Regions from separate parts of the Mus musculus genome. Here all the other regions are linked to region 1. A link is a loop called in an ENCODE intact Hi-C map of the cell type or tissue named here. Cell type or tissue: heart. All regions are shown on one strand.

Region 1 (8,000 bases):
ACTCTGTAACACTGAAGTTGCCTTGGAGACCCCAAGGTTTTTGAGATGCTAGATCCATGGTATCTGCTGAGGAAAACTGCTAACAGGGAGTGGAACCAGCCCAGGAGGAAGAAGTTTGTTGCAGTCAAAAAAGATGAAAAAGGAGTTGGAAATCTGAAGACTGCTTTGACATCACATGGAGATGCAGTTTGGAGTTTGCCCAGCTGATTTCCTGTCTTGCTTTGAGGTTTAAAGTTAAGTCATTGGATGGATTTAAAAAGAGACCTTGAACTTCGGACTTTTAATACTGTTGAGAGTGCTCTAGACTATGTGGACTTTGCAAGTAGGACTAAATGTATTTTTTTTATGCCATGGGTATGTATGGCCCCCATAGACTTGTGTGTTTGAACAAGCCTACGGGGGCCAGGGAGTGGAATGTGATGGTTTATATATGTTTGGCCTAGGGAGTGGCACTATTAGGAGGTGTAGCCTTGTTGGAATAGGTGTTGGAATAGCTCCTCCTGCACCATGCCTGCCTGGATGCTGCCATGTTCTCACCTTGATAATGGACCAAACCTCTGAACCTGTAAGCCAGTCCCAGTTAAATGTTATTGTAAGAGTTGCCTTGGTTGTGATGTCTGTTCACAGCAGTAAAACCCAAACACTCACCAAAACTCCAGGAGTGACTCAGGCACTGACCTGAGTGTTTTGCTGACTAAATTCTTATAGCTTATATTCATGGGAACTGAAGTACTGAGATATAGCATAGCGGGATACTTTTGGAAGAGCCAACCCTAGGCAAAAGCTGGACATTAAGCTCAATTTGTCTTTGAACTGCTTGCCCAGTCTGTCAACAAGCAGCTGGACCCAGATATCCAGCCCTACACCTAGCTATACAAATATGTACTTGGTGATAAGCCACTTTTCTTTACAATTCTGGCTTCCTTTTTTCTAGATACCTTACAAAGAGTAGCCTTTTCCCAATTACATAAGATCTATATTGATCTATATTGATTTCTATATTGATCACTGCATAATTTCTGCTAAGGCACTGTCCAAAACCAGTCGGCAAAAATCGTCACAGTTTATATCCCCTGGCTATGATTTCCTTTCCTGTCTGTACCTATGGTGTGCTGTATTTCACAAGAGACCTTCCTCCTAACTAGCTGTGCTCCATGGCTGGTTTCAGCTGTTTAAAGTCACTACTTTAGAAAAGTTGCTAATCTTAGTACTGACATGACTTACTTCCCTCAGGTCCTTTTGTTCAGCTGTCACCTTTCCACATGGGCCTTCCTTGATCAACTCTTAGAGCTCTACCTCGTTTTTCCTCATCATACTCACCATCTCCATGATATATTCATAGTCTTATGCGTCTTCCCTTTCAAATGGTTAAGCCCTGGCAGGCCGGCACCTTACATTAATTATTTGCTAATTCTGACCTGCTTGAGAAGATGGCCCAGCAGCCCTCTACTGTTCGCTGAACCAACCATTAGCCAGAGGGCTTTTCTAATATTCAGGCAAGATAAATTTCCTTTTCAAAAAGTTATTGTACTAATGAAATGATTTATCAGGTCAAAGGGCTTGCTAAGTCTGATAATCAAACTCTGAACATCACAAAATCAGAACCCATGTGGTGGAAGGAGAGAACTGACTCACAAGTTGTCCTGCAACGTTTGCAAAAGCTCCATGCTGTACCAATTGTGCACTCAAGTGCACACGCATGCACATAAACACAGACACACAAATGTAAACAAGTACTATTGTGGCTTAAATGGGAATCCAGACAGAGTAGCAGAAAAGAAGCCAAAATAAATCTTAAAGTGTTATTTCAAGAGAAAGATATTTAGTAAAATCTCAGATTTTAGGCTTAATGTATGTGGTCAGAAAGTAAAAATGCCCAAATGTTTTAAATATTTCAACAGCAAAATAGGAAAAAGACCTGTGGGAACTTTTTGCAATCAAAATACTTCTGCTTTTGTTTTTGAAGTACCAGGGGAGGAGAGTGGGATAGGAATCTGTCTAATTAAAACATCCTACTGATTATCTGACAAAGCTTTGATATCAACACAAAAGTAATTTTTACAACTAGTATGACCCCATATAACCCTAAGTCTTCCTACAGTTTGCTTGCTTAATCCAGTCTATCCTAAATGGATAAGCACTAAGACATCAGGAAAAAAATCTGTTCCAAATCCAAAAGTTGTTTGCAGTCTTACTTAAACACAAGCTCAAAGGCAAGGTTTATTGTGTTGAACGCTAAAAGACTGTTAATGTTAAGGTCACATATATTCTACAGTGGGCTCTGCGTGTAGATTCCAGCAACTCACTCATCTTTGAGTGAGAGAGAGCACAACCCCAACAGATGTTAGGTGGCCAAGCATTTTGTATGTACGGCCCTTTTTTAACTAGTTTGTAAAAGTCTCACAAGCTAAATACGCATATAATGTACTTTCATTATACCACTTGGAAGTCATTCTTTTCAGTCACACAAATAGCCTTTCCAAAAAAATGGTGGTTGTCTAATAGGAAAAGAGATCACTACTAAAATAACCCCAGTGTAATCTGGTAACAGTCGGAGTTTTGAGGATTGCTAAATAAGGTATAAGACTTGGTTCTGTGATGGCTGTGAAGAACTGTTTTAAAACTTTCTGAAAAGAAAACAGCTGTTTGGATATGAAATGGTAAGATAAATCCTAACGTAGTTAAAAATTAAAGCATTACCCTATCTTTAAAATGGCTATAGAGTTCTCGACATATATAAGCATTCCGGGAAAAACTTGAAAATGACACACAGGAGACAAGAAAGTAGTGTTGAGGGTGGCAGGACAACACTGGATACGCACTGTGGGCAAACGCACCTTCAGATTGTAAGGCGAATGAGAACAAAGATTTCATTCCCACGATGGATGAAGTTTGGGAACAAATGTACGCGAAGTTAAAGAAGAATCCGGTATTCTTAGGCTCCTTAATTAGCAAGCTATCCAAGCAGAATACAGGGGCGACTCCACTCACAGCTGAACCCTAGTTCACGTCTAGGTCTTTTCCTGACTCACCTCATGATCAGAGACCACAAAGTACAGTCCGTCCCTCCTCGCTGCAAAGTGAGTCCTGACACGCAAAGCCAACACCGTCAGCACCGGCAAGCTCGCTCCCCCACCCCACCTCGGAGAGAAGCGCCCCAAGTTGTGACCAGGGCCCTCCCTCGACCACGACGCGGGCCGCTGAGCACACGCTGATAAGAAACGAACAGTTGGGTTCGCCCGACACTAAAGAAAGACTCGCTTGTTCCGTCCGTTCTGGGACGTCCGAGCCCTCCCTGTGCCCCTTCAGCCATCCCCCGCGGCCTCCCACGAGCGCAGCGACTCAGCCCCTCACCTCACCTGCCGCGCTGGGCCCGGTGTTGTGGGGGTCCGGCGGGGAACGGAGCCAGAGGTGCCAGAGGTGCAGCGCGGCCCCGAGCACGCAAGGGCACAGCAGCACCAGCCAGTTTCGCATTGGCCGCTCCCACCTCGCGCCCCCGCCGCGCTCTCCCGCGTCCCGGCCAATAGCGAGGGGACCTAAGAACACCGAGTGCCACCAGGAGTGTTCGCGCCCACGCCTGGCGTTGTCTCCGCCGCTCTCTCCTTAGATCCGCACCACGAGCGGCGGCCGCTTCCCGGCCAAGGCCACGCCCCCGCGTGCGTGGCCTTCCCACCCGTTCAGCCCTCCTCGCTCTCGCCCAGCCCTTCAGTCCGCGTCCCTGCACGCTCCTGTCTGCCGGAAGGGCGGGAGCGGTAGTCCCTCGCTGAGCCCAGGAGGGAGGCGTGCCTGAGATTGTAAGCCCGAGAAACTACGTTTCCCAGAGAGCTATGCGTGCTGCTACGCAACGCTGGAGGCGAAGTGCACACACGAAGCATGCGCGTCTCTCATCCGGCCGCGGTGCCTTAGCGGCACACTGAGCATGCGCATCCACCTTCTTGCTAGGGTTCCCCTGTAGTAAAGGCGGGTACCGCACACGGGGAACCTGCACGTTAACTGCTCAAGTTGCTGTACGACCCCCTCCGCTGTGGACATTGCTGCAGGGCGCATGACCTCGAGGAGCAGTTGCCCAGTCGGGGCAGGTTTGTATGGCACCTCAGCGCTCAACGAAATAATAGTGTGCTCCCCTGACCTATCCCATAAGAAGCGCAGCGGGGAGCCTGAGCGCCGAGTAGCAGGGAGTTTCCTGCTTCCCTCTAGTAAGCAACGGCGGGTGAGGAGGACGAGAAACACCGGGGCTTGCTATGGAAAGCGAGGACAGAGGAGAAGCCCGGATCTGGAGGCTGCCTGGGTGCGCACGCGCTCCTCACTAGGGTAACTGTCGGGAAGCACAGAAATGAGAGCTTCAGCTGCCAGATGACTTTGAAAAGTTCCCACCAAGTTGAGGTGACCAAATGTGTGAGGGCTGGGTTTGCAAAAGATCCATCTCCAACCAGCGTTAGGAAACGAGCGGACTTCACTGGAGCCACCTCTCAGGCTCAGCACCATATTGCCACTGAGTAGCGGTTTTGTATTAAAAAAGCAATTGTAGTAACACACACACACACAGACGCCCCCAGTGTCTCACGTAGTTAACAGGAAACTATTCTGCAGAGGATGGCCTTGAACTCTTGATCTTTCTGTCTTCATCTCCACAAGTGGTGCTTTGGGATGGAACCCAGGGCTTAATCCTTACTAGGCAAGCCCTCTACCAACTGAGCTATATCCTCAACCTGACACTGTTAAGATTGACTTTTTTAAAAAGATTTTATTTGATTTTTTTTTTCATTTGTGTGTGTACGCATGTGCAGGCTGGGGGGGGGGGCGTCTATCCCATCCCCTGGAGCTGGAGTTTCCCCGTGTTTGTGAGCCACCCTGTAGGTACTGGGAACTGAAATTGGGTGCTCAGGAAGAGCAGCCAGATCTCTTAACCATTGGGCCATCTCTTCAGCCCCTTAAGATAGCTTTTTCTTTGGCTATTTTTGCAATGTTTTTAATTTCAATTTTTTAATTTAGTTTAATCAGGTAAAAGCTGTGTTCTACTGTACTGTTTTATTATGTACTTAATAAAATAACTCACGTGGTCAAATTTGTTCCCATGAGAAGAAACTTGTTTGAGCGGTGATGAAGCTGAATGGTAGGGCCTTACCTACCAATGGGCAGTCTTGGGTTGATGCCCAACCTGTACAAAAAGGGGAGGGGACTCGTGTATTTGTTATTCATTACAAATCCAGAATAATTGAAACAATAATAATCATTTCATATCTCAGACTTTAGTACAGATCAGGAATTTGGGAGCTAAGTTCTAGTTCGTTTTCAAAGTTGCAGGAATATCATCAGCCAGGGCTGCAGTCATCTGAAGGCTTCATGGTGGTTGAAGAGTCTGCTTTGAACATTGCTTACTCAGATGGCAGACGTTTTAATGATGGAGACACATTGTCACTTCTGGGTTAGTCAATTGGTCACACAGAAAAGCCCTATAGAGTGGATACCTGTGTGCACAGTGTTCAGGTATTCACCAGGTGACTACCAGGAGTCGAAGATCACTGGGAACCATCCTAGATGCTGGCTAGCACAGTATGCCCTGAAAATTTGAGCACTAGTGTCTCAATACTCTGGGGTAACTTTAGGACCCCTAGTAACAAGAGTCCTGAAGACAGGAAAGAACACTTTTTTCCTTTTGAAGAGTAACAGAATTAAAGGATGAAATATATAGCTGCTTGGCAGATATCACCAACTTCTGTATATTCCTTTCCCTCTAAGGAAGAATAATTTCTATAACTTTCTTTTAAGGTTTATTTATTTATTTATTTATTTATTTGGTTTTTTTGAGACAGGGTTTCTCTGTGTAGCCCTGGCTATCCTGGAACTCACTTTGTAGAACAGGCTGGCCTCGAACTCCCAAGTGCTGGGATTAAAGGTGTGCACCACCATGCCCGGCTATGCACACAAGAGTTTTTATTCAGGCTTGAACCTGGGCCACAAACTATCCTGGTGCAATAGGATAGGAGAGCGACCCCAAAGTCTAGGGCATGGGGTTTATAGAGGAAAAAAACGCAAGTAGGGATTGGCAAGCCTTGGAGTTAAATGATTAAGTAAGAGGATAAAGGAATGTTGGCCTTTAAGCTGATTGGTTTACAGCATCTGATCAAACCGCAAGGAGGGAGCACACACCTAAAAGAAGCTTCATGACTTGGGAATGATTCATGTTTACTTAGCCCACCCTGGTATTATCGCTTGACTACAGCTGTTATGCCTATTTTGCAACTGTCAAGATCTCATGTTTTGTTTTGTTTTTTTCCAGAACTCAAGGGTGGGGGACAAGTCACTCTGAGGACAAAAACCTAAGATGGAGTCTAAAAAACCAAAATGGAGTTTGTTTTGCTACCTCAGTCCCTTCAGACTCAGGTCCTCTGTGACTCAGGTTTCTACCTTTCTTGGTAGAACTTTCTCTGTTTAAAAACTACGATGGGCCTAGGGAAATGGCTCTATAGTTAAAAGCACTTGTTGCTCTTGCAGGAGACCCAGGCTTGGTTTCCAGTGAAAGACTCCCTGAGGAGCCCCTCGCTCAGGACTCAGGATAATAGCAGACCCCCAAGAACTCACGAGAGACCAAGCTTGATGCAAACCACACGAGGCTTTATTCGGGGAAAGCCAGAACTCTGGGGACGACTCGTATCCCACTCAGGGGTAGAGTTGTCCACCCTGAGGGAAAAGGGGTCCCAGTTTTTATAGGTCCTTAAGGGGGAAAGGAGAAGGTGAGATTTCCAGATCTAAACAATGTCTATTCTAAAATGATTGATTCCTCAAGAAATGGGTATGGGAGGGAAACAAGGAAGGAGTCTAATGAAGGTGCAGCAACTCCTGATTGGCCCGGACTGTGGTTGCTGGGGAGATTTTTCGACTCTTTCCCAGCAACCAATATAGCAACCAATATCACAAACACCTGGCAGTGAGGTGCAGCAATGGGCACACACCTGGTCAGAACATTGGCAGACACACAGGTTCTAGGAGCGGCCAGAGCATTGTGCACCTCTATTTTTCTAAATCAGTGACGCTAGTTCTACTAACAATGAAATCTATTTTGCCAGTTTCAGGGCTTCTGTGACCTTTTACATTCTGTCAGGATCTTTCACCAGCACCCACATGGCAGCTCACAGTGACTTCCTTCAACAACCATTTTAGGATATCTGATGTCTTCCTCCTTCTGATCCCTGAGGGCACCATGTAGGCTTGTGGTACATATCCATACATTACAGGCAAAACAGTCCACTAGGGGACGCTGGCCCTCCCTCTTGTCCTAGTTGCTTGAGACCCGTAGGTGGAGAAACACTGATTTAAATGATTACTTGTGGATTTCTAGCGGACAGTTGAATTCCCCTGAGTAAATGGCTGTACACGGACTAGAAGAAGGTAGTTACCTTTTACCCAGCAGATGCAGCTCTTCACATCTCAGTCCAAGGCTTCCTCATTCTGCTCTAGTTTCACTGTGCCGCCGAGTCAGGGTTCTCTCCTGGAAGTGAAAGAAAGACGAAGGTCTTCAGTTCCCCACAGAAGGGAGCTTCCAGCAAAGACGTTCCGCAAGAAGTGGTGAATAACATACTGGAAGGTGAGCGTGGAGATCCAGACTCCAGCAAGACAGGATGTAAACTGCAGTAAGGACTTGGCTTTTGTTCTGAAATGAATGGGAACACTACTAAATGGGCTTTGCTAGGACGAGCAACAAGATCCAACCTGTTCCCACAGGATCGTTCAGGCTGCTGAGCCAAGAACTGAGAGTGATGAGGGTCTCCTAGTAGTAGGAAATGTGGAAGTAGAGGTTCAGGCATTCTCTGACAATAGTGACAATGGTGGCAATGGTGACAGGCAGATTGAAGGTGCAGCAGCACCCAGACAAGTGCCCTGGAGACTTGCTGCTACATATCTTTGAAGTGCACCCTGCCATCCAGGGTGGAATGTTGTTACCTGTGTGGTGCTGAGTCTGTGCTTGGAATTGCCTGTGACTGGAAGTGGCTGCCTTGCAT
Region 2 (8,000 bases), 220 kb before region 1:
AAATTTCAAAACCATATTAATGATCTGGTTTTTTTATTCTATCATGCAGAGTGGTACAATTTTGCAACTGAGAGCTGAAATCCTGTATTAGCTATTGAGTGTGTGGTAAGGAGCGTACTGAAAACATTCTGAGGCCGTATCCCGTCATACAGAGATGAAGAGATACTCTCCTCGGTCTCCAGACCATCTTTTCACCTTAAATCTACTTACATCCCCTACCCAAAATGCTTGATGGCTCCTAGTTGGGAACTACAAAAGACAGGAAAAGACTTAACTAGAGAAATGCAATTTGGTGGCACGGCTTTATACAATGTTGAGACTGAAAGGGCACTTTTCTTTTTTTTTTTTTTAATTAATATTTTTTATTACATATTTTCCTCAATTACATTTCCAATGCTATCCCAAAAGTCTCCCATACCCTCCCCCCCACTTCCCTACCCACTCATTCCCATTTTTTTGGCCCTGGTGTTCCCCTGTACTGGGGCATATACAGTTTGCATGTCCAATGGGCCTCTCTTTCCAGTGATGGCCGACTAGGCCATCTTTTGATACATATGCAGCTAGAGTCAAGAGCTCCGGGGTACTGGTTAGTTCATAATGTTGTTCCACCTATATGGTTACTTAGCACTTTTCTAAAACCTTTCCACAAGTGACAAAAGTAATTAGAGCAAATCCAATATTTGGTAAAATATTAAGTGTTATTTAAAAGAGATGATAATATCAGCATTAGCCCATGCCCACACATGTATTTTAATTGCCTTGGGGTGGGGTGGGGGTGGAAGTGGAGGGTGGAAAAAGTATTTACTTAACAGCTCATGGTACATAGCAAAAATCAAGACTTTACCTTTATTTTCTTCCGATGTTTGATCTTTGGTACATTTTTATCAGCAGGTCTTACTATTTTATCTGCTTTAATCCATTCATCATATCTAAAATTAAGAGAAATGAGCATAAATATGTAAACTATAAGCCACTGAAGGAACTATACTACATTCACATAGAAACTAAAATATTTACAACTTCCAAGGCTCTTAGAGATCTGATGAGTATGCAATCAAGACATCAAAGAGAGTCAAACTGACTGTCCCATGGTCACTACCGAATGAACCAAACCCTCCTAAACCCTCTAGGTTCACTACTCCTCCACTCAAACCAATCATGCACAGTAAATACTGAAAAATTATAATCTTTTCTACACATTTGTTTTGCGTTTAAGCAATGGGTAGGAATTTTCCCCTCTAAACCTACCAAGATAGCATGCTATAGTTAAGTAACACTCTGATAGAAAGCCTCCTATTGCTATTTAGAGAATGCAAATAACCCTGGGGCAGGGAGGCGCTGCTCAGAAAATGCTAGAAAAACATTCATCTGCCCTAAGTTTTCTGTGCCCTAAAAAGCTTCTTTCATATAGTTACAAACATTGAAGGGTCAACAGAGCTATGATGACGTCTCAATTCAATGTTCAAAGTTCAGGATTTTGCAAGGTGCAAAATACTACTGACTACATTAAACTATTAAAAAAAAAAAGAGTACTTTTTTCCTTTAAAAAAAAAGCTAGGAAAAAAACATTAGAGGCGGCTGGAGAGAAGAAGTCTTGTAGGTTAAGAGCACTGTGCCTTCCAGAGGTCCTTAGTTCAATTCCCAGCAACTACATGGTGGCTAACAATCATCTATAATGAGATCTGTGACCTCCTCTGGCCTACAGGTACACATGCAGGTAGAATGCTATATACATGATAAATAAACAAGACTTAAAAAAATTAGAAAGTAATTCAGTCATTCTCTGTTTCAAAGCTATACCCATAAAAGAATGACTATTTGTCATTTGTTTATTTATCTGCCTGCAGTACTGGAGATTAAAAACTATAGACTTGCATATCCTAAGCTATGACTCCAGTCTTTAATAACAAACACAAAATCCTGAAAATAAGGTTTAAGATTAAAATGTCTTCATTATTACAAGCATTTATAGTGAAGTAACAATGGTCCCAAATCAAGAACTAAATTAACAAGCTGTGATGAATCAGGCCTTGAGAGGCTAACGGAAGAGTTTCAGGAGCTTCAGGCCAGCCTGGCTACAGATGTGAATTACAGACAGTCTGGGTTACAAAGAGCGACCCAATCTCAAAAAGCAACCACCCTCCTGGAGGGAAAAATTTAATTATACAAGTCATCATTTGATTAAACATGTTTTCACGTTATGACAAACAGAAGTCCTACAAGCATCTAAAGCAACCCTCAGGCGAGTGTTTCACAGGCCAGTATGAAACTGCTGACTCAGCTCCACATTGTAGCACACCAAGACTCCTCCTGGCTAAACCTGATGGTGGCCATAAAAGAGATAATGAGTTATAGGATGCATTCTGGACACATATCAGTGTCTCTATAAGTGTCCCACTGATTGAACCATTCACAACATCAGCAGTCTAACACATTAGTAAATGAAAACTAAACCCACATGCCATATATGTGTTTTAAGGCTCAAATGTATAATACCTGAGAAAGCTGCAAACCAAGTATTGCTTTTCCTTTGGTACTTAGCCTGATACAGTAGTATACACTTAGCATTACAGTACATTTTTGCCTATCACAGCAGCATCAAAACACTGCATTATGCTTAAGAAAGCCATTTAGGGACAAAGGATCCCTGAGTGGTAGAGTACCAGCTCCCCAGTCTAACATTTCCTAGAGATATCACAGTTTTATAAGAATGAATAGGATTCTAGATGTACCTAGAGTTTCAGATACCTGAGAGGAGGAGAATCATTTGAGCCTAGGAATTCAAGGCCACCCTGGGCAACACAGCAAAATCCTGTCACAAGGGGCCAGAAAGATGGCTCAGCAAGTAAAAATACTTGCCATGCAGACTGAAAACTTTGAGTTCCACCTCTAGAACCCAGTAAATGTGGAATGAGAGAAATAGCTCCAAATTGTTGTCCTTTAACTTTTACATGCACACTGTGGCATGCACATCCCGCAAACATACTCCTCGCGAATAATAAATAAATTTAAAAGTAGAACCAAACTCAAGCCAGCAATGATGTCAAAGCCCTCCATGCGTATGTGAAAGAGGTTAAGCAGCAGTAACATCCTTATCAGACGGCAATGGGAAGACCAACTAAGTGAAAGGTACTCAGACCTACAACAAAAGCTGCAGTGCACTCTGCTTAGGCTACATGAAATTAAGACTTATAGATACTATTACTAATATATGCTAAAAAGAGACAAAAATACACTCATTTTAAAGATAATGGAAGTGGATATTTGGTGCAGACAGAAAACAGGAAATTGAGTTCCAGTTCAAATATCTTTTCTTTGTTTTGCTTCATTCTGTGTAGCCCTGGTTGTCTGGGAACCTGCTCTGAATATCAGTTTTGCACTGAGACACTGTTTCAATGTAGTGTGGACTAGCCAGAATTTGCTATGTAGCCGAGACTGACCTTGATTCCTGACCTTCCTGCTTTTCACTCTGGTGTAGAGATTATTGAGAATTCAAATATCTTCTAACACTACAAAAAGCCCAATGTTTTTAAAAAGAAGTGGCAAAAATGAGAAAAATTTCAACTAAGAAATAGAAAAGCAGGAGCTGGTGAGATGGCTCAGCGGTTAAGAGTCCCAATTGGTCCTGAGTTCAAATCCCACCAACCACATGGTGGCTCACAACCACCTGTAACAAAATCTGATGTCCTCTTCTGGAGTGTCTGAAGACAGCTACAGTGTACTTACATATAAATAAATAAATAAATAAATAAATAAATATTAAAAAAAAGAAATAGAAAAGCAAAATATTTTTAATTTTTTTCCCACTGAGATACCTTATTAGATAGAACATTTATTCATCCCTCAAAATACAACTTTAAAGGATACTAGAATTGCTGGATATTGTGATGCATGTCTTTAATCTCAACACAAGGGGGAGGCAAAGGTGGGTAGATCTCTGTTGAGTTTAAGGTCACTCTGGTCTACAAATTGAGTTTCAGGCAAGCTAAGCGCTACATAGTGAAACCCTGTATCAAAAACAAAAAATACCTGAATGTTGGAGCTGAACACATTAAAGAACACCTATAATCTATCACCTAGGAGGCCAAAACAGGAAAATAAAGAGCTCTGAGCTAGTATGGATACAGAGAGAGACTCTGTCTCAGAAAACACCAACATTAACAAATAAGAATAAAAGAATATACTGCAAGTGTATAACAGCCTTATCCTCTTGACTATCATGATTCTCCCTGTACAGGAGGGCTCCCCCGAGTTATTTATTGTTTTAAGAATCAATAGGAGGGAACTGGAAGATAGCTCAGCAAATAAGAGGTACATAGACAGAGTCCAAGGGCATCTGCATTCACATACATACACACAGACACATGAAAAGAGTGAAGAAAAAAATAGGCTAAAAAAAAAAAAAAAATCACATAGGATACCAACCATTCAAAATAATTAGGAAATGGGAGCAACCTAATTATCCATTAACAGGTGAATGGATGATGAAAATGTGACATACATTTTTTATATATATATATATATATATATATATATATATATATGTGTGTGTGTGTGTGTGTGTGTGTGTAATGAAATTTTATCAAGCTATAAATAAAAATAAAATCATTACACATGCTGGAAAATGGATAACCAGAAATCATTATGGTAAATGAAATAAGAGCGGTTCAGAAAAACAAAACAAAACAAAAAACAACTTCGTGGTTTCTCAAATATGCAGACTCTAGACTTTAAGTTTTAGATAGATGTATGTAGAGTTGTGAGTGTAGATCATGAAACTGGAATGGTAATCATGAGCATATATCTTAATGGGGAGCAACATGAGAAAGAGAAGGAAGAGACAGGATAAGGGGGAGAATGGAAGAGTAATACCAGTAAGAACAAAGTATGGGTGAAAATGTCATAGTGACTTTAGAAGAGAATCACAATACAAGGAATCAAGGATATGCATTCGAATATGGATCTCCACTGAGCAGAGAACACTAGGATTACAACAGCAACTCTATGTAACAGTTGTTCAGATGAACCCTGTCAAATTACTGTATTCCTGTTCATCAGTCAGCATGCTTCATGATGTTGAGGTTCAAGCACAGTCTTATGGCTATATGAAAGCAGAGAGACTGACTGGATGGCTCACACACCCATCTGCCTTTACCTTTACTAAAAAGTACCAAGGAACAACAATGGCCTCTTCATTGCAAGAAAAGACAGGACAGAAGCGAAGAGGACTTTTGTTGTCTTGTGTTTTTCCTATTCAAGAACATATTTAAAAAGTTAAAACAAATAGTAAACAAATTAGGCCTGATTGTTTTAATTAAGCAGTATAGTTCAGGGGTTAAACACTTTGTCAGTATAAGCAAGGCTCTAGAATTGAGCCTTAGTACTACCAAAAAAGGAAGAAAAAGAAGGACTGGTTAGCCTCAGCTTTCCAATTCCATTATTAGTAATTATATAATAATTTTGTACATAGAACCTTGATAAGCATCTGATATACATCTAAACTGCTAGGCAAATACAAATGCCTAATCTGAGAAGACACATACTAAAAGTACTTAATATAAAAGATTCACATGTCTTGTGGCCTGAAAAAAATGGTCAAAATTATATAGAAAAGCGTATTTATTCAATACATATCAATGCATTCAGCATAAAGTTACAATGTAGCACTTATCTGCAAGGAGCATACAATTTAACCTAGAAGACAATGCAAAATAGTAATTGCACGGTAATGATACGAACCTTTTGAAAGAAGACGTCATGTCGGATGTGACCTTTTTAATATGTTGACAATACTGACACATTGCAAAAGGAAACCATTCAGAGACAGCTGACTACTTGCTCTCACCAGAGAAAACTACAAGCTCTGAAAAGCTTTCTGACTTTTGTTTGGCTGTGTTGGCAAATCATTTGGTGATAATAAAGCAGCAGACCGTTGGTCTATAAAATGGTTATTATGCCCACTTCGACAGATCTTCTGAAACCCAGCTTTCAAAAAAATACTTTATGCACATAGTAATATATACCCAGCCATACCTTTAGCTAAAAAAAAAAAAAAAAAAAAAAAAAGCACACAGAAACAGGTGTTTTAAAAATACTGTCAGAACAGCTGGACATGGTGGTCCACGCCTTTAATTCCAGCATTTAGGAGGCATAGATAGACAAGATCTCTGTGAGTTTAAGCCAGCCTGGGATACCCAGCGAGTTCCAGGCCAGCCAGGTATACAGAGTGGGACCCTGTCTTAAAGCAAAGCAGAGCAAACAAAGCAAAAACAAATGTTCAGAGTAAAACCAAGTTGACACAATTCTTTAAAACTATCTGAAATAAATGTAAAGGTTATTACAAAGAAACACCCCAAATAATTAGCTATTAAGTTAAATACCAAAATTCTAAAATGGTACTAAGTAATTATTTAAAAATTATTGACAACATATTTTATTTAAAATACTGACACATAGCTAAAGGAAACCATTCAGAGACCGCTGAGTACTTGTTCTCACCAGAGAAAGCTACAAGTTTCTCTTACTAGTAAATCCATAAAATGACATGAATGCTATTCATCAAAATCAAGAATAAATAGCAGCCTGGCAGTGGTGGCACATGCCTTTAAATCCAGCACTCAGTAGGCAAAAGCAGGCCGATTTTTATGAGTTCAAGACCAGCCTGGTCTACACAGAGTTCCAGAACAGCGGGAGCTATAGGGAGAAATCCTGTCTCGAAAACCAAACCAAACCACACCACCCCCACCAAAAAGAAAAGAAAAGGAGGGGAGGGGAGGGGAGGGGAGGGGAGGGGAGGGGAGGGGAGGGGAGGGGAGGGGAGGGGAGGGGAGACAGTCAAGCATTATGGTACAGCACTTAGGACACGAAACAGGAGGATAAATAAGGTCACCCTCACCTAATCAGGAAGTTCAAGGCCAGCCTATGCTACATAAGACTTATCTTCACCACCACCACCCTCAAAAAATATAACTGCAGATGGACAGAAACATGACTATGACAGCATTCTTGTATTTAAATTTTGTCACAAGAAGCTCAACAAAACAGTATAGTCATTCTAACAATAGTATTTCCTAAGGATTCTAATGCTAGTGTCTGTCGATAGCTAGAGAGGTAACAGGTAGGGTCGAGAAAACACCCTGGCCAAGTACAGACCAAGCTCAGACCACTGCAAATGGTTAAGAGCTGTGTGGCACTAATTGCAAAATGTATATCCCCAAAGTTGAGTTTTTCAAATAATTGATTAAGTTTCAGAAATTGTACTCGTACATATTTGAACAACAACAGAAATGTACTTATTAGTTTGTAAATTATGATATGGAACATGTCCAAGTGGATGTTTTTGAAACATCTGCCAACCTCTAAAACTACTCAGTGAGACAGACCTAGGTTTAGTCAACAGTCTGAACTGAAAATACAAATCAAAAATCAAGGCTCTCCGGTATAACCATAATGGAATTGTTAATCTTTTTCATGAAGTTGATGCTGATTTTCACTTGTACTCCTGCACTGTGATTAATTCAAAAGTCAATCTCTTCTAAAACAAGTTTACAAGTATTTGTTTACAATCATCAAATGAGGTACATTTTACGGGCCTTTAACTACTACACTAAAGAACAAAGGATGATTTTCCAGAGTATTTGCTTTTTTTTTTCCCATTATTACAATAATCTCAAAGCAAGAACATGATGATTTTGCATGGTTTCCTCAGCACACTAATTCCACTAAATGGAATACACTCAGGTACAACAAAACAAGGGTAGACTAGTCTAAAAAAAGAACTAGAAAACTAAGCTGAAAAGGAACAGTTCAGTAATTTTAAAAGAACAAGAGAAAAAAGAAAGTCCTAAGAAATGAGGATTCCCAATGGAACTGAATCTCTCAGTTGCTAACAAAGACTAGCTCAGTGTTCTAAAGAGAAGTTATACTCCTGAGCCCTGAGAACGCCATTATATGAATCATATTATTATGATTAGTTAGGAAAACAGCAACATAAAGTAACA
Region 3 (8,000 bases), 86 kb before region 1:
CAAGAGATAAGATGGCAGCAAGCTACATGTTTCCTTTAAGATTACCTAAGTGTGGATTTATTTTTAAACTATCAGCATTGGTGTTACAAGTTTTAGTTTTTGTTACAGATTTGTAATCATATTCAATATGCATATAAATCATAAAATGCAGAAAGTTTACACAGTAGTCTTATTAATCTTGAGATAAGATAACCTTAGCAAACGTTTTAGAGTTAAATCAAAAGCTAATGAGGTGAGTAGCAAAAGTCCCCGTTGGAAATAGTCTATTTTGTTTTGTTCTCCTTTCTCTGTCACACAATCAGGTCTAACAACTTTTAGGACCAACTCTAAAGCTAAGGATGTTACAAAGTGCCCTGATATGGGACAGATTTTTGGAGGAAACCTGTAAACAAGTTTGCTTGAGTCTAGAGGAGGGAAGCCACATCCCAACTTCAGAGCCAGCTTTCAACTGAAGTGAAACAGCAAAAAACAGCAATCTTATGCCATTTATACCTAAGACACCTAAATCTGAATCCAGGAAGCTGAAAGCAAAAATGGTTTAGAAATAGGAAATTTGTGAGCAGTGGCTTTAGACATAGGACTCTGCAGGAAAGAGCTGCACCATCCAACAGGGAGTGTTCAGGGGTGTGTGTTTGTGGAATGTGCATGCTGCAGCTGGCCTATCATGTTTGTGTGTGTGTGTGTGTGTGTGTGTGTGTGTGTGTGTGTGTGTGTGTGTGCAGCTGGCCTATCCTTGGCCTATCCTTTTACTTTCTTCTTATTAGGTTTGACTCCAGGCTAGCATTTTGCAACAAACTTACAGATCCATCAACAGCAACTTAAAAGACAGGATACTTTTATAGTGTGGGGATTGGGGAGCTGGGAGTGGGAAAAACAAACAAAACTTGAAACAGAGAAAAGGGAAAGCTTGAAGGTAGGGAATAGGGAGTCTCTTTCCATTTCCCTCAATTGCTTGCAATATTTGTAAAGGTCCCACCTACTATTGGGATCTAGTGTACCATTAGGCAATCATTTACCTAATGAAAATTTTCCTGTTGCCTAAAGAATATTGAGGCCAAAATTTATTGCAAAAGTGAATAAATTTGGGGCCTTACGGGTCAGGTGCCAGGTGAAGAGGCTGAAGGTTATCTATGAGGCATCCCAAAGGGGACTAAGGGGTTTTGGAAAACACCATTTCCATGGATGAGAGCGGGGAAGGGGAAATGTCACTGCTTCCTATAGTTGCCTGTGTTCCCAGGACTCAGAGTACTGGAGGAAGACAAGCAGTTCAGTGTGTAGTCACCACACTCAAGAGTCAGCACCTTAGCTTTGCTTAGCACCTGGTACAGGGGTTTGGTGGAGGCCAGAAGGTAAGAACAAAAACCAAGCTCTTGGAGAGGGTTCTCTTACACAGGGAGGGGTTGAGGAATGGAGCCACAAAAGCAACAAGAGCCTAAAGGAACTGTGGGGTTAATGGGGTTATGGGCAGAACCAAGGGGAAGGCAGGAGAAAAGGGCAGGAAGGAACCCAATAGCCAGGTTGTGCCTAAGTAAACTGCAGGATTGCAGCTCCAATTGGGGGTAGGGGAGTGCCAGGGTCAAGTAAAGAGGGCCTGCTGCAGACCTCAAGATCATGGCTAGGGTACCTCTGCCTCCAAGAGTACCAGAGGGTTGCCAGACACCCAATAGTTGGTTCTTCTTGCTCAGGCAAGTGTTTAAACTAACCAAAGGGGGAACTTACCCAATTGTCACTGGTGGGTAGGGTGTCAAGCAATCAGTGAACTAGAAGGTGAGTTTGTTACAGGTGACTGGAGATGAGGGATAAGATCCCAGTGAAATGGGCCAGGTGTGGTAGCACGCGCCTTTAATCCCAGCACTTGGGAGGCAGAGGCAGGCATGGTTTACAAAGTGAGTTCCAAGACAGAGAAACCCTGTCTCGAAAAACAAAAACAAACAAACAAAAAACAAGATCCCAGTGAAACTTAGACCCCCCAAAGAGGAACACAGGCACAAGCGGAGTCTTTCTGAATATGGCAGCTGGTACAGCTCTGAGAGGAAAGGTATCCTGGCGGTCAAGAACCATGGAATACCATAAAATCACAATGCACAACAAACCTCACAAAGATACTTATTGGGAAAAACACAAGAAGGTGGCTGACTCTGCTCAAGAGAGAAGAAGTGAAGAACTGAACAGAAGGCAGGTTTTATATATAGTCTTATTTGGGGGGATGGTGATAGTGTTTTCCTGGGTGGCCTGGAATTTGTGGGATTTTATGGCCTGATCTTGGGCTTTTCTTTTTCTGTAGGGTATGCCCTGGCTGCTCCAGCCTTGAGGGGCTTATGCCTTGACCTTGAAATGATGTTCCTGCTTCTAGCTCCTGAGTCAGAGGATTGCAGGTGTACAGGACCACGCCTGTTTTATATAGTGCTGGGGATCTAATCCACAATTTTGTGTGTGCTAAGCATTCTGTCAATTGCATACCCAGCCCTATTTATTTGTGTGTGTGTGTGTGTGTGTGTGTGTGTGTGTGTGTGTACCTATTTGTTTGTTTTTTTTTGAAGGCCACTGATTTTATTAATTTAAAAATATTTTATAAGGACAGTGACTGTTTTTGCCAAAAAAGAAAAAAAAAAAAAAAAAGGGAAAGGAACCAAAGGGCATCCAACAGATAATGAGGGAGAAGGGGGTCAGGAATCCATTCAGGAAGGCTGGTAACTGTTGCCACAGAACTGCAGGGAGAGGTGGAAGGGAAAGGCATGCAAGGGCAAGGATTCCAGAAAGGTGGAAATGCTGAGGGGAGAGAACTCCCCAAAGACCCTGGAGAACATAGGAGGTGAAGGTGGCAACAGCCATCTTTTTCTTCATGCAGGACAGGGAGGAGCCCTGCCCTGCTGCAGACTCTAGAGACTCTATGCTGGGGCTGGGGGCTGAGGGGTTCCCAGAGAACATTATAAGAAGGCATCACTGCCGGGCGGTGGTGGCGCATGCCTTTAATCCCAGCACTTGGGAGGCAGAGGCAGGCGATTTCTGAGTTCGAGGCCAGCCTGGTCTACAAAGTGAGTTCCAAGACAGCCAGGGCTACACAGAGAGAAACCCTGACTTGAAAAACCAAAAAAAAAAAAAAAAAAAAAAAAAAAAAGTCCCAGGACTGCTTGGCACTGGCACCACGTGTGTCTTTCAGCCATTCTCTAAAGAGGTCTTCATCATTCTTTATAAGCCTTGTTAAAGCCCCTTTCCTCCTGCTTCCTGCCCAGGAGTTCACCAATACCAGCCAGGCTCCCCACTGGCTTTTCCCCCATGGACTCTGCCACGAAGTCTCGGTGCTTTTGGGAGGTTGTCATCTTGATCAGGCTTAACCAGCAGCTCTGGCTCTGGCAATAGCCCCTTGCACCTGCCCATACCTCAAGCTACTAGAATGTTCTTCTGTGTACTTATTTGTATGGGTACCTCTGTATGTGAGTATGCATGTATGTGCCTGTCATGCCAAGGGTCAATAGTAGGTATCTTTCCTCTTCCTCCTCCTCTTCATCACCACCATCATCATTCTTGACAGTTCTAAGGATAAAACCTAAAGACTCACACATGCAAAGCTAGCAATATTCCTCCTCACAGACTATATGAAGCTCGAGAAGAAGGCCAGCCAAAGTAAGGATGCTTCAGTCCAACTTAGAAGGGGGAACAAAATAATCACGGGAAGTAGAAGGTAGGGAGAACTTGGGAGATATAGAGGAATGTGTTCTTGTGTAAAAGTATAAAAATTCAAATGATCTCTTCTACAGTAAGTCATTCAGGGTAAACTCAGTAAACGTTTCTGGGCCAAGATCACTTAAATTTGGTTCAGAATAGCCTATCTCTTTTCTAGCATGTGTTTTGTATCAACACTTCCTTGAAAAGCATGAAGTTACAATAAATGTGGAGATATTGGCATGGTGGGCCAAGCCTGTGATTTTAGCACTTGGTAGATGGAGGCAGGATATTAAGGAATTAAGACCAATCTTGACTTTGGTAGTTAGGTGACAGAAATCCGCCTGCCTCTCCCTCCCGAGTGCTGGGATTAAAGGTGGGCGTCACCACGCCCAGCTTGACTTTGGCAAGTTTTGAGGCCAGCCTAGGATACGTGAGACTTTGTCTCAAAACAATCAGCAGCAGCACCTTCATGAAATGTTGTCCTTGAAAAACGCTCCCATCTGAAGGTCTGTGTTTCTATTGGAGACTTGCCAAATGACAATAGTAGCTTAGCCCCTCCAGGCAAGAGTGAGTCATGTTCTATGACTACTGAGACGGTTTCAAACAGGAAAGGTTCTGGCAGCTTATTTCATCTTTCATTAACCACTGACAACAGATTCACTACAGGGTTCTCGTTCACTGCTGTGCAATAAAACAGATTTATAATTAATTATGTCTCCCAGCAGAGTTGTGCAATTCCTCTTGGATTGAATTACAGCACTCTTTTATTACTGTTTTCGTGGTGCTGTCTGGTCAAACTGACTTGGATCCAGCAAAGCCGGAGCTCTTCCAAGTAAGTTTTTGCCAGCTTCAGGTATAGCAATATGAGGGGTCACATTGCGATATGCTTATATACATAGCATCTTAAATTTGTTTTCAATGAAATAGTTACTGGCTTTTTAACATCTAAAAATAAACCAAAACACTCGATTCATAGGAACGTCTTGTTTAAAGTGGTGACTTACTTAAAACATTGCGTTTACTCTTGTTCTCCCTCATGCCTTAGCTGGTTAACTTTTTCTTTCCAGTTCTGGAGGGATCAACACTACACCTTTCTATGTAACTATGAACTCCCTACGGTGATTTAGTGCCCATAAGCATGAAACATTTTTGTTTTTTAGATATGAACCCCCCTCCGCTCCTCCCATCTCTCTTGCCTCGACCTTCCCAGTGCTGATTGTAATTGCCATGAGCCATCACGCCCAGCTATGAACTTTTAGTTCGCGTCTTGAATCAACTACAGTACGCAAAATCGACTGGTCCCACAGTCCTTCGGGGTTGCAGTTCCGGTGTCTACCTTACCAGCACTTCGCGACAATAGGGTTCGCGTTTGGAAGGGCTAAAGTGGTTTTCATCACTTCCTCTGCGGAGGTGGGACTTCCGGTCTCCAGATACTTCCGCCTAGAGCCGAAAGCTTCGTCGCTGATTGCGTGAGGGTCTCTGGGTGCTGACAGACCGGCAGAGGGAAGGTGAGCTTCGTAAGGTCGTGGAGCTGAGGTGGCGAGCTGCCCAATGGGGCTGGGTTGCCTGAGTGTGTGCTTTCTGCTCCGAGACTTCTCCGGTCGGCTGGGCCCCATTGTGGGCTGACCCAGCGGAAGGCTAGTGCGCCTGCGCCAAGCGCCTTCTGGATCCTCCCCACCCCTCCCCCGTTAACATCTGGGCGTGGGTCTCAAGTGATGCTGCCATCTCTTCCTTTTGACGTTTCTGGTGGACAGCGGTGGAGGGTGGTGGGAGGGCAGAGAGGAGTATTCAGATTTTTTTCCCTTTTTTTGAGGGGGATATTTTATTTACATTTAAAATGTTATCCCCTTTCCCGGTTTCCCCTCCGGAATCCCTCTATTTCATCCTTCCTTCCCCTGCTTCTTTGAGGGTGCTCCCCACCCACCCGTCCACTCCCACCTCGCCGCCCTGGCAGTCGCCTACACTGGGGCATCGAGCCTTCACAGGGCCAAGGACCTCACCTCCCATTGATGTTCAACAAGGCCATCCTTTGCTACATATGGGGCTGGAACCATGAGTCCCTTCATGTGTACTCTTTGGTTGATGGTTTAGTTCCTGGGAGCTCTGCAGGGTCTGGTTGGTTGATATTGTTCTTCCTGTGCGTTGCAAACCCCTTCAGCTCCATCAGTCTTTTTTTCTCTAACTCCTCCGTTAGGGATCTTGTGCTCAGTTCAATGGTTGGCTGCTAGCAGCTGCCTCTGTATTTGTTAGGCTCTGGAAGCGCCTCTCTAGAAACAGCTATATCAGGCTACAGTCTGCACACTTCTTGCCATCCACCTTAGTGACTGACTTATCTCACTCAGGATATTTTCTAGTTCATTCACTTGCCTAAGAATTTCATGAAGTCATTGTTTTAATAGCTGAGTAGTACCCCATTGTGTAAATGTACCTCATTTTCTGTATCAGTTTCTCTGTTGAAGGACATCTGAGTTCTTTCCAGCTTCTGGCTATTATAAATAAGGCTGCAATGAACAGAGTGGAGCATGTGTCCTTGTTATATGTTGGAGCATCTTTTGTGTATATGCCCAGGAGTAGTATAACTGGGTCCTCAAATAGTACTATGTCCAATTTTCTTACAAACCTCTAGACTGATTTCCAGAGTGGTTGTACCAACTTGCAGTCTCACAAACAATGAAAATGTGTGTTCCTCTTTCTCCACATCTGCTGTCACCTGAGTTTTTGATCTTAGCCATTCTGACTGGTGTGAGGTGGAATCTCAGGGTCATTTTGATTTGATTTCCCTATGACTAAGGATGTTGAACATTTCTTTAGGCGCTTCCTGGGCATTCAGGATTCCTCAATTGAGAATTCTTTCTTTAGCTCTGTACCCCATTTCTAATAGGGTTATTTGGTTCTCTGGAGTCTAACTTCTTGAGTTCCTTGTATATATTAGATATTAGCCTTCTATCAGATATAGGATTGATAAAGATCTTTTCCTGATATGTAGGTTGCCGTTGTGTCCTGATGGCAGTGTCCTTTGCCTTCAGAAGCTTTTCGGTTTTATGAGGTCACTTTTGTTAATTGTTGATCTTAGAGCTTGAGTCATTGGTGTTCTGTTCAGGAAAATTTCCCCTGTGCCCATGTGTTCGAGGCTCTTTCCCACTTTCTCTTCTACTAGATTAAGTTTATCTGGTTTTATATGAAGGTCCTTGATCCACTTGGACTTGAGCTTTGTACAGGGAGGTAAGAATAGATCAATTTGCATTCTTCTACATGTCAACCACTAATTGAACCAGCAGCATTTGTTGAAAATGCTGTCTTTTTCCCACTGAATGGTTTTAGCTCCTTTGTCAAAGATCAAGTGACCATAGGTGTGTGGGTTCATTTCTGGGTCTTTCTTGCGCGTGCTCGACTGGCCAGGAAGAATGATGTTACAACAGGATCCTTCTGCACACGTTTATTGGGAGAGATTGATTGTAGAGGCGAAAAGACCCCGAGCCCAGAACTGGTGCTGCTTTTATAGGCCTAGGAGAGGCGTGTCTCACACCCGGATTGGTTATGCACTAAGCCTCATTTGCATGTTCCTCATCTGATTGGCTCCTCTCTCTCAGTACCTTACAGAACCTCATTATCATACCTCATTTGCATGTCTCACATCTAATTGGTTATACTCTCAGTACCTTACAGAACCTCATTATCATGCCCGGGCCAGGCAGTGTCTTTGCAAAAAACTTTACTGCATATGTACACGTTGGTTGTTTGTCCAATCTTATGCGTGGTGGCCAGCAGTAGTCAGTGCCACTCAGCAACGGCACATGTGGCTTCCCACAGGTCTTCAATTCTATTCCTTTGCTCTTCCTGCCTGTCTCAGTACTAATACTATGCACTTTTTACCACTATTGCTCTGTAGTACAGCGTGAGGCCATGGATGGTGATTCCCCCAGAAGTTCTTTTATTGTTATTTCAATATCCTGGATTTTTGGTTATTCCAAATGAATTTGCAAATTGTTCTTTCTAACTCTATAAAGAATTGATTTGGAATTTCGATGGGGATTGCATTGAATCTATAGATTGCTTTCTGCAAGATAGCCATTTTTACTATATCAATCCTGCCAATCCACGCACATAGGAGATCTTTCCATCTTCTGAGATCTTCAGTTATACAGACCTTTCACTTGTTTGTTTAGCGTCACACCAAGGTATTCTATATTATTTGTGACTATTGTGAAGGGTGTTGTTTCCCTATTTTTTTTTCCTCATCCTGTTTATCCTTCGAGTAGAGGAAGTTTAGGAGTTCTCTGGTGGAATTTTGGGGGTCACTTATATATAGTCTCATATCATCTGCAAGTAGTGAT

What was found. A loop is a pair of places that touch in the nucleus more often than their neighbours do. Peaks named below come from ENCODE experiments on the same cell type or tissue, not always from the same donor. Only the 100,000 strongest peaks of a DNase experiment are listed, where the experiment ranks them.
Region 2: a loop joins it to region 1, with 2.8 times the contacts of the local background. A loop is called at or near these places in 2 of 42 quality-filtered maps.
Region 3: a loop joins it to region 1, with 4 times the contacts of the local background. A loop is called at or near these places in 10 of 42 quality-filtered maps.

The regions. Positions count from the first base shown.
Region 1 is chr13:13,950,279-13,958,278 of GRCm38, reverse strand. It overlaps B3galnt2 (UDP-GalNAc:betaGlcNAc beta 1,3-galactosaminyltransferase, polypeptide 2), which reads right to left and starts at 3,605. Exons shown (of 12, transcript NM_178640.3): 1 at 3,360-3,605. The coding sequence starts at 3,474. In heart, CTCF peaks have their summits at 3,182 and 3,861; a DNase peak (open chromatin) is centred at 3,798; H3K4me3 peaks cover 2,684 bases; H3K27ac peaks cover 2,032 bases.
Region 2 is chr13:14,174,149-14,182,148 of GRCm38, reverse strand. Arid4b (AT rich interactive domain 4B (RBP1-like)) reads right to left here. Exons shown (of 24, transcript NM_194262.2): 18 at 845-929. Among named protein-coding and RNA genes, the nearest start is that of Gm26129, 91 kb to the right of the region's middle. In heart, a CTCF peak has its summit at 3,903 (motif pointing right); no DNase peak of the experiment used is centred here.
Region 3 is chr13:14,036,712-14,044,711 of GRCm38, reverse strand. Tbce (tubulin-specific chaperone E) reads left to right here and starts at 5,074. Exons shown (of 17, transcript NM_178337.3): 1 at 5,074-5,174. In heart, a CTCF peak has its summit at 4,996; DNase peaks (open chromatin) are centred at 5,071 and 5,301; H3K4me3 peaks cover 2,070 bases; H3K27ac peaks cover 1,762 bases.